2 separate regions of the Mus musculus genome follow, and region 2 is linked to region 1. The links are chromatin loops, found by intact Hi-C in ENCODE. Cell type or tissue: left cerebral cortex. All regions are shown on one strand. Each heading gives the region's core, and the rest is flanking DNA. Links, peaks and the distances in the headings are about the cores only.

Region 1 (5,386 bases), core at 160-5,159:
TTTTAGTAGAGCTTAAAATCTTGGCTCTTACTGTGGTACAAATCCAAAATAAGAACAATTTTTGGACATTGGAGTTCATTGTAATAAGATTGTACTTACATCGCTCACATCACCAAAGGATTTTACCTCCATAGTATCTAAGCTAAGAGTTGACAGTTCTCCCACCAGCAATGAAGGAGTGTTCCTCTTTCTCCACATCCTTGCCAGCATCTGCTGTCACCTGAATTTTTGATCCTAGCCATTCTGACTGATGTGAGGTGGAATCTCAGGGTTGTTTTGATTTGCATTTCCCTGATGATTAAGGATGTTGAACATGTTTTCAAGTGCTTCTCAGCCCTTCAGTATTCCTCAGTTGAGAATTCTTTGTTTAGCTCTGTACCCCATTTTTAATGGGGTTATTTGAATTTTTGAAGTCTAGCTTCTTGAGCTCTTTGTATATATTAGATATTAGTCCCCTATCAGATTTAGGATTGGTAAAAATTCTTTCCCAATCTGTTGGTGGCCTTTTTGTCTTATTGACAGTATCATTTGCCCTATAGAAGCTTTGCAATTTTATGAGATCCTATTTGTTGATTCTTGATCTTACAGCACAAGCCATTGCTATTCTGTTTAGGAATTTTTCCCCTGTGCCCATATCTTTGAGGGTTTCCCCCACTTTCTCCTCTATAAATTTCAGTGTCTCATTTTCTGTGGAGTTCTTTGATCCACTTAGACTTGAGCTTTGTACAAGGAAATAAGAATGGATCAATTCTCATTCTTCTACATGATAACTGTCAGTTGTGCGAACACCCTTTATTGAAAATGCTGTCTTTTTTCCACTGAATGGTTTTAGCTCCCTTGTCAAATATCAGGTGACCATACATGTGTGGGTTCATTTCTGGGTCTTCAATTCTACTCCATTGATCTACCTGTCTGTCACTGTACCAGTACCATGCAGTTTTTATCACAATTGCTCTGTAGTACAGCTTGAGGTCCACAAGAGCCCTGGGACAGTGGAGTCAAAGCAAGGACTATGCAAGTGCAGAGGCCCACAAACAGAAGACAGGGAGAAACCAAGCTCTGCCAAGACTGCACACTGCAATGGAGGCCTCTCTCTCCCAGGTGCACCTACTAGTGCTGCCCTAATCATTCACAGGGTAAGGAGTTGCCAACGTGTCCATGAGGAAGTCCTTATTCATGTGCTTAAAAAGGAGTCAAAGCATTAGGAGTTAATTTTTGGTGGAGAATCTTCCATCTGAAGCCCTTTTGGTTCACTTTTCCTTGATTGTCCAGGGATGAGCATCTCCACTGGCTAGCCACTCCCCAGTGTACATCCTTCACAAATAACCGAAGCAAGTTCCCTGGCAGATTAAATGGTTTTCTTTTTGATTGAGATATCCCCTCCTTCACTTTCTTCCAGTGTTATGGAAATCAGAATGAAGCTCAAGTGAACTGACCCCTTCTTGTAAATTGGGCTGGAGACTGGACACTATCATTTTTCCGAGTGGATGTAGCTTAGGGGAGGAATGCCGCGCAGGCAGCAGAACGAACTCTGCCCTGTCCGAACCACCAGCAAGGTTGGTTTCCCCCACCAGCAAGGTTGGTTTCCCCCACCAGCAAGGTTGGTTTCCCTTCTCCTGAAGGAGCCTTCCAGGAAGCTGGTTCTCCAATAAACTCTACCTTCTGCTTCTCAGAGCAAAGTAAGGTCTGTTGAAGCTTCCAGCGTCCCCTCAGCCAGCGTTCTCCTTCTGCAATCTTCCTGGGGCACCATCCTCCCGCAGCTGGCTCTGTACAGAGCTTCACTTAGTCATAGATGAGCTCAAAGGTCTGCGACAACTTGCCCTGGCCCCAGGGCACCACCTTGGGATAGGAAAGGCTATCCTTTTAGCATACTATATATTTCCTTCGACACTTATCCTCATCCTAGGATCAAAGTCCTCTTTTTTCCATTTTCTCTCTCTGGCCTCAGTACTCCTTCCTATGTTTGGGTCTTCTTTATTTGGCTCAAGGTCACCTCTTGAAATCTTATCTACCCAATCCAAGTCACCCTGCCTCTTCTTTGTCCTGCTACTGGCACTGTTCTTCCTGCCTTGTACTTAAAAAAAAAAAAAAACACAAACAAACAAAACAAAAAACCAAAAAGTAAAAACAAACCACATTTCAGAACAATTTGTCTAAAATTCTCATTCTTTTTAAGATTTTTATTCTTAATTATGTATATTGGGGGGGGGTGGACAGCAGCATGTGCACATGAGAGTACCAGTGCCCACAGATACCAGGAGATGGCATCAGATTCCATGGATCAATCTCTACACTTTAAAATTCTGTTAATTCTCTTGTGTCTTCCTTCATCACAACCAGGTCCAGAGGGAAGCAGGTACAACCCACCAAGAACACATTCTTTTCTCAGACCTATGCTCTATTTTAAAATTTTTGATATTGTTTAAGAATTCCACACATTTGTGCGTTTAGCTCAAATTTGTTTTTCATCTCCTCTACCTCCAATTCCTCTCCTATTCTCCTTACTAACCTCCCCTCCAAACTCCATGTGTTTTTGTTTTGTTTAAACTTACAGAGTCCATGTAGGATCGTCTGTGTTTCTATGGGTGTAAGACCATCTTCTTCAAGAACACAGGTAGCCTCAGAGGGCCACACCAGTGAAGAAAACTGACTGCACACCCCCCCCTTACACACTCAATCACACTCACCAGGCATCAATAGCCAATAGTTTCTCATGTAGGGGTGGGAATTCACGAGCCCATCATCATCCATACTGGGGTGGGACTTCATGGGCTTGTCCTCATCTATGCTGACAGTTTTTGCTGGCTTGATCTAATGCAGAGCTCATGCATGTCACTATGAGTTGATGTGCACAACAGCCCTGCCATGTCTGGCAAAAACTGGCTGCTTCCCTGAGGATGTCCACCACCTTAAGATCTTTTCACTCCCCCTCCAAAATAACCCCTGAGTCTTTCAGAGGAGGAGTGTGAAACAGAAACAGATGTCCCCATTCTGACTCATGTTCTCTTTTTTTTTCTTTTTTTTTTTTCTTTTTTTTTTTTTTTTGGTTTTCGAGACAGGGTTTCTCTGTGTAGCCCTGGCTGTCCTGGAACTCACTCTGTAGACCAGGCTGTCCTCAAACTCAGAAATCCACCTGCCTCTGCCTCCCAAGTGATAGGATTAAAGGCATGCAGCACCACTGCCCGGCAACTCATGTTCTCATGTTTGGAGGGAATACACATCAGCAGCCCATTTCATGATATTATAAATTCAAGGCGATTACTTCCTGCTCTACATCCTGAGGTGACCTCAGTCATATCTCTGAGCCTTGGAAACTTTTATGTTACTATGACCAGGCTTACATCCCTCTTTTAACCATCACTGTCCAGTGTTGGAAGGTAATCATCCATACATAAACCCTCTACATCTACAGTTATGAGGAGTACCCATTGACACATAAGCTGCCAAATTTGGATAATACTGCAGAGAAGGGAAGGAGGAACTACAAACATGCAGGAAGAGTAGGAACCATGAGGAGGGTGGAGTAAAAGACAAGAGCCTGGGAAATGAGTAGTGAGAAACTCCTAAACTCTGAAGTACTGACAGGCAGCCTGCCATAAATATGGGATGTGCAGAGCAGGGCTCCAGAAATCCAAACTACCAATTGTGGTTAGGTCAACAGTGACAGTGTCTATACTGAATGTATATGGGCATTTTCTAGTCAATATTCTCTAAACAACACTGTGTGGCAAATGTTTACATAGCATTCACACTGGTATATGTGGTAAGTAATCTTGGAATGATTAAAAGAACACAGGAATGTGTGTGCAGATGACATGCAAACTCCTCTTTATTTTACATAAGGAACTTCTTCAGCATCCTCCAGTTTTGGTGTCCTTATTGTTTAGGAACCAATTTTCCATGAATGGTGATAGGTGACAGTATGTGGAAGATCCTATTTTCAAGTTCTCAGGCACTAGCACATGGCACATGGCCCCGTGTCTTTGCCTCCTGAAGATGTCCTTATCATATGTAAGAGGAATCCACTCCCTCATTTCTTCTGTTTTTCATTATCACATTACCACACAGAAGCTAGTTTGTGGATTATCTGTTCCCAAAGGAAACACCAGAATAAAATAATAAGGGAAAGTACAAAATCTTTAGAGAAAAACAATAATTAAATAAAGATTAGACTGTGTGGGTTATGAAAGTAGCAACCAAACTCCTACAACACAAAGACTGTCACTCTGTGGGGAAAGGCAGAGGAAAGAGTTGGCAGTGTCTGATGCTTGAGACCTATCCAGACCCTTTATAAATAACAGGGTTTTGGTCCTACCCTTACCCACTTCCTTAATAACAAGGGCAGCTTCTGTTCAGTGGGAAGCTATTATTTGGGCCACTGCAGCATCTTCCAGCTCCCTCTAGCAGTAGAATGGTGGTTTATTTTTATTTATAAAAGATTTCACCCCTTTCTTATTATCAGTCCTTGGAGCTTGGGTGGGGTTGACCCTACTCTTGGCTTTGGGGATGGGCAGTGATCCAGGCCTTAACTTAGATCAAGTGTTTATAATGACCTGATGAGACAAAAGAGTCAACCTCAGCGCTCTCTCTCTCTCTCTCTCTCTCTCTCTCTCTCTCTCTCTCTCTCTCTCTCAGTGTGTGTGTGTGTGTGTGTGTGTGTGTGTGTGTGTGTGTGTGTGTGTGCACGAGCACAAAAGTGCACATGCATGTATTGGCAGAGAAAAATAAGCTTTTTGTTTTCTTTATTGAGGTTGCTGATAGGGTATGAGTTGTGGACATACAGCACCAAGTAAGTCACACTGCCATGAGGAAAAAGCACCCACCCTGGGATCAAGCAAATCTGAATTCATTGTCCTGGACTTTTCACTTCCCAACATAAATAACTTAATCCTTTTACTACACTAATTTGAGTCTTAACTCAAATTAACTTTGAGTTATTTTTGAATAACTTCTATCTGAGTTTTACTCCCCTGTTATAGGTAGAGAAACCATATCTTGCCAAAGCACTACATGCTAGATTACTACAATCCGGGACCTGTTTGAGTGCAACTCTTAGCTGTCACACTCTGCAGCTTCTGTTATTGCTCACACTGAAGGTAGTAAACCTCACATTGGAAAACACTTAGCAGTCAACCATTCTCAAGGTCTGTGACTCAATCAGGTGAGCAATGGAGATTCCATATTCACTGTTCCTTCCTATTTCCAACTGAGTTTGTTTGGGTCACATAAGTCAGTACATTTTAACACAGACTCAGCCTGCTATATAGTGAGCAGGTTCTTCAGTCTTCATTCCCACACTCTTTTCTTTGATCTACAACATTTTACTCAACTATTAGAACAGGCAGAAAAGAGAAATACAGGGGATGGCTGTACATCAGAACCTTCT
Region 2 (5,386 bases), core at 82-5,081, 300 kb after region 1:
ACAAATGGCTCCATAGAGCCGTCTCTACAGGCACAGCTGAGATTCAGCTCAAGTCTCACCAACTCTTCAGAGACAAGTGTTTGCCAAAGATGCCCATTTATAGCCTAAGAAACAATTCATCACATAACGCCCCAGCCTGATCTATATAGCAAGTCCTAGACAACCCAGGGTTACATAGTAAGATACTATATGGGGAGAGAAAACAAGAAAGCAAGAAAGCAAGGAAGGAAGGAAGGAAGGAAGGAAGGCAGGAAGGCAGGCAAACAGAAAGAAAGAAAGAAAGAAAGAAAGAAAGAAAGAAAGAAAGAAAGAAAGAAAGAAAGAAAGAAAGAAAGAAAGAAGAAAAAAGATTAGTAAGATTTAGATTCACTTAAACAATGTATTTTATGAGGCAAAATAAACACAAAATATTATCAAGTCAATATATAATCAATATGAGACCAAGAACATTCTTAATTTACTCTGACTTAGAAGAATATCATAGTACCCCACAGATTCTGCCTTTAAATTTTTATTAGTCTAATATTACTAGGGAGATTATCAGCTTAAAAGCTACCATTCCCAAGTAACATCCTGATTTTTGTATTATTGTTTTATTGTGTGTATGGGTGTTTGGCCTGCATGTTTCTCTCTGTACTATGAGCATGTAGTGTCATCCCCTAGAGCTGGAATTACAGATTGTTGTGAGCCACTGTGTGGCTCTGGGAATCAAATGAATGTTAGAAATCAAACCAGGTCTTCTGGAAGAGCAACCAGTACTCTTACCCACTGAGCTGTCTAGACCCTAACATCCTAATTTTTAATAAGCATTGGGAATGAAAACTCTCCCTTCCACTGACATACACACACACACGCACACACACACGCACACACACACACGCACATGCATACACATACACTAGCATAATATATACAAATTATTAAAGGGAATAAAATGTAGAGTTCTTCTAGAAAGGCAGGCAACTCAAATTTGAGGATCATTTGATAGGAAGAGAATAGTGGCAGATGACAGTGTTGAAAAAGCAGGAATTCTCAATCACAATGGAATTCTTTGTTCTTCTAAAGTTAGAAGTGACCATGTGTCTTGTTTGGGTCATCTGAATGTGAATAGGACATTGGTCACCTACCTATATACATTTAAGAACCAGTGAGAGATCTGCTATGTTTCATTAGCTTTTAGTGAATGACCAAGAATGTTAAGATCTTGAGTGAGTGACTTCCATGACCAGAGCTCTTCTGCAGAGTGACAGTGGCCTTGTTTGTCTTAGTCACTTTAATTTTCAGGTTGGTTTGTTATTTTAATTTTTTATTGGTTATTTTGTTTATTTATATTTCAAATGTTATCCCCTTCCTAGTTCCTCTTTGAAAACCCATCCACCCACCCTTCATGTTGTTTTATTCCTTCATGTTGTTTTATTCCTTCATGTTGTTTTATTGCTGCAATAAAACTACGGACTATTCTGACTGACAAGAGGAGACTTAGAAGCATTGAATTTTTTTTTCAGTAATAAATGGAAATGTAAACAATGGAGTAGAGGTAAGGGAGCAAGTTAATTACAGGCAAGAAAATCAATAGGGAGTTACTGCAGTCGTCTGGAAAAGAGGTGATAAAGGTCTAAAGGCGAGAACAGTGTAGGCAAAGAAAAATTAGTAATAGTTGGCAAATACTTCAACTGCAGAATCAACAAGTCTTATTGATAAAATTTAACATATAGATGTTTTATCCATCTGCTCCTACAAACAAGTTACCTCAAAAACTTACCAAACTAGAGCAAAGGGAAACATGTCTGACAATGTGGAAGGTCCGGACACTCAGGCACACCTTAGCTGGTAATTCTCACTCAGCAGTTTTTTTAGGTTGCATAGTCAAGAAGCTGAAGGTTTGACTTCCTCCCAAAGATCCCAGAGTGGCTGCAAATATATCCAAGCCAAAGACAGCTGTGCTTGCTGTGGTAGTACCCATATCAACCCACTCAGATGCTCAGGAACCAATGATCCTAAAATGACAGGAGATAATGTGGAAGGACCAAATCTCATTACTCAAGTGATGGCATTGGCCATGTTCTGTCAGTACCATTAAGCCGCTCTTATGTCTAAACATCCTGCCAGGAAACTACAGAAGCACCCTCAATTACAATAAAGGACAAAGGACCCTGCTGTGAGAAGCCAACCATGTGGATATATCCTCTTATAATCGTGCATTCAATTCACACAGCAAACTTTCATTGAGTGGATGCTACAGTCATTCAATGCTAGGCTAAGCTAAAGTCTTTCTGGAATAGTATCTGCTAATGTTTCTGTTCAACCATGCTATTGCATAAGCAATAAGCATACCTATCTCTTTGCTACAAATACATCTGAGAAACCAAAAACTGTGGCAGCCAAAAGAGCACCTGACTCCAACAGCAGCCATAGTCGGCAGCCACTATCACTCAGACACTTTTTCCTCCTAACGTGCTTTTTCTGTTTTGTATCTTTGAACTTTTTCTTTAATAGGCATGCATTATTTCTTTTCTTTTATTGGATTTTTTTAATTTACATTTCAAATGTTATCCCCATTCCAGGTCTTCCCTCCGGAAACCCCCTATCCCAACCTGCCTCTCTATGGGGGCGCTCCTCCATTCACCCACTCCAGCTTTCCAGCCCTGGCATTCCTCTACACTAGAGCATCAAAGCCCCTCAGGCCCAAGGGCCACGCCTCCCACTGATATCCAGCAAGGCCATCCTCTGCCACACATGCGGCTGGAGTCATAGGTCCCTCCATTAGTACTTTTTGGTTGGTGGTTCAGACCCAGGAAGCTCAGGGGGATTTGGTCAGTTAACCCTGTTGCTCCCCTCCATGGGGCTGCAAACCCCTTCAGCTCCTTCAGTCCCTTCTCCAACTCCTCCACCAGGGATCCTGCACTCAGTTCAAATGCATTATTTTTAATGAGAAAAAAATTGTATTTGTTCAAATTGTTTCCAAATTATTGTGACATAAAAGGAGCCAGTTAATCTTCTGAGATAAAGAATTGTAACTTAGCCTGACTGTGTTGTGACAGCAGTGGAGAGGCCCCAGCCACTGATGGTCACTGATGGTTTTGTTCTGGCTTCCTGGAGGTCTGCAACTTGAGTTTTTCCTTCAGATAAGCATCAACTGCCCTCTGCTGGCAACTCAAAAGTCACCAAACGCAAGGGTTTGCCCTTCCTGCCTCCCAAGACAAAATGATTTTTAAAAGGTCTAAAAATCAAATGTAAAATCATTCTTCCTGCCTTAAAAGCATTAGTTATGTGCTGTAACCTGTTCTCACCTTCTTTCTGCACATCTCCACATCAGAGGGAAACATCTACACATTCACTGCCCTTCTGGCTCTGTAGGTCCTCAGCTGGGACTTTAGACTGTGACCCAGACAAGAGAAAAGGCTGGGGCCCACAGTTTGCAAGGAAGATTTTGTTTGATTTGTAAGGTGCAGGGGATCAGGGGTGAACTACTGCAGAGTAACTGGGGTCAGGTAAGGGGTTTGAAGTCAGAAATAAATCAAATGGGGCTAAATTCTCAACCTCAACACTGCTGGCTTTCAAGTAGGTGCTACTTGACTGTGGGGATGTCCTACGTAGCACAGTATATCTCTATGCATCCCTGACTTCTACCCCTCAGTGATGGCAGCCAAACATACCTCTGGGTATTGCCAAATACCCCTCTACCATAGAGGAGTGTGTGTGTGTGTGTGTGTGTGTGTGTCTGTGTGTGTGTGTGTGTGTCTGTGTGTGTCTGTGTGTGTCTGTGTGTGTCTGTGTGTCTGTCTGTGTGTCTGTGTGTGTGTGTGTGTGTGTCTGTGTGTCTGTGTGTGTCTGTCTGTCTGTGTCTGCCTGTCTGTGTCTGTCTGTGTGAGTGTCTGTGTGTGTCCTGCATGTGTATTTGTGTGTGTTTATGTGTACATGAGCACACACAAATGGAAGATAGAAAAGTCATCATATTTCCTCCTCTATCACTCTACATTTGTTCCTTTGAGACAGGGTCTCTCCCTGAACCTTGGGTTCAAGTTTCCTCAGTGAACCCCAGTAATTGATCCGCCTGTCTCTGCTTGCCTCGGAACTGGGGTTATGCATGTGGATGGCATACTTGATTCATTGCCTGAATTCTGGAATCCGAGCTTTCATCTTCATTTCTCATCAAGTGCTCTTAATAACTGAACCACCTCTACAATCAGAGATCTGCATCGCCAGACCCACCTTCATTTTCTTCTTAAATCATCAATCTTTGCCGTTGTTGGTTTTTGGCAGTGGTAGGGAGATGGGAGGTAGTACCAGTGATAGTGGTGGTGACAATGGCAGTGGTGGCAGTGGTGACAGTGGTAATGTTTCTGGGTACTCAGATTGCCTTGGGCTTCAGGAAAGCAAAACCATGTCCCTGATGCACATAATGCACCCTGTCCCTTATATCCCAGGATGACTTGATGGTTGCCATGCAAGTCAGTGATTTTCTTGAACTTCTGATCATCTTGCCTCCATCTTCTAAGCATTGGGACTCAGACATGCCTGCATAACCCACTTATGTGATATTAGGGATGGAACTTAGGACTTCCTGAATGGAGCAAGCACTCTACAAGCTAAGCCACATCCCCAGCCTTGTGTGGTTTTTGGTTTGTTAGTTACTTGGTTTTTTGAGACACAATCTTGTTGTGTCACCAAGACCACCCTTGAACTTGACATTTCCCTACTTTGACCTCCTCAGTACTAGGATTACACATGTGTGGCACTGTGTACAGCTTAAACCAGCTAGTTTAAACATCAACCTTCCAGTGCACAAGTATACAAGCATGGCAAGAACAACTGTCACAAGCTGATATCAAGCTTGTATCAAAGCTGGTAACATTGCTCATCAGGTCTAAGTACTTGCTGCCAAGACAAACAGCTTGAGTTTGTTACCTGGAACCTACATGGAAGAAGAAAAGAACCAATTCCTGTAATTGCCCTATGATGTAAAAGTAACTTTTATTTGCCAGATGTAATTCTCATCTCAGAGGCTTACTGATGAATAAGCTCACCCTTTCTGGTTCTTTCTTAACTCTGGCTGGCTAGTTCAACTCAGCTGTTCTAGCTCAAAACTCCTCTCCAAACTGAGTGATTCAAATTGGCTTCTCTCGGCTATTCACTGAATTACTCTGCTTGGAAAAACTGCCTCTGAATTCCACCAGCTAAATTGCACTGACTGCACCAACTGCATGAAGTCAACTCAACTGCACTCCTGAACTGCCTTCCAATCCTGACTCACTTTGTGCTACTCTTAAGTAGCCTCTCTATCCTACCTCTGACTCATTCTTTCAAATCTTTCTCTGATTCACCACTTTGTCTGCCCCTCAATTAGATATCACTTTCAAATATGGCTGCTTCCTTCTTCAAACTA

The links. Hi-C counts contacts between places; a loop is a spot of excess contacts. Peaks named below come from ENCODE experiments on the same cell type or tissue, not always from the same donor. Only the 100,000 strongest peaks of a DNase experiment are listed, where the experiment ranks them.
Region 2: a loop joins it to region 1, with 2.2 times the contacts of the local background. A loop is called at or near these places in 2 of 42 quality-filtered maps.

Annotation. Positions count from the first base shown.
Region 1 is chr15:33,671,486-33,676,871 of GRCm38, forward strand. No RefSeq gene overlaps it. Among named protein-coding and RNA genes, the nearest start is that of Tspyl5, 14 kb to the right of the region's middle. In left cerebral cortex, for the core only: a CTCF peak has its summit at 2,264 (motif pointing right); a DNase peak (open chromatin) is centred at 2,873.
Region 2 is chr15:33,972,148-33,977,533 of GRCm38, forward strand. No RefSeq gene overlaps it. Among named protein-coding and RNA genes, the nearest start is that of Gm41290, 63 kb to the right of the region's middle. In left cerebral cortex, for the core only: a CTCF peak has its summit at 3,156 (motif pointing left); a DNase peak (open chromatin) is centred at 3,138.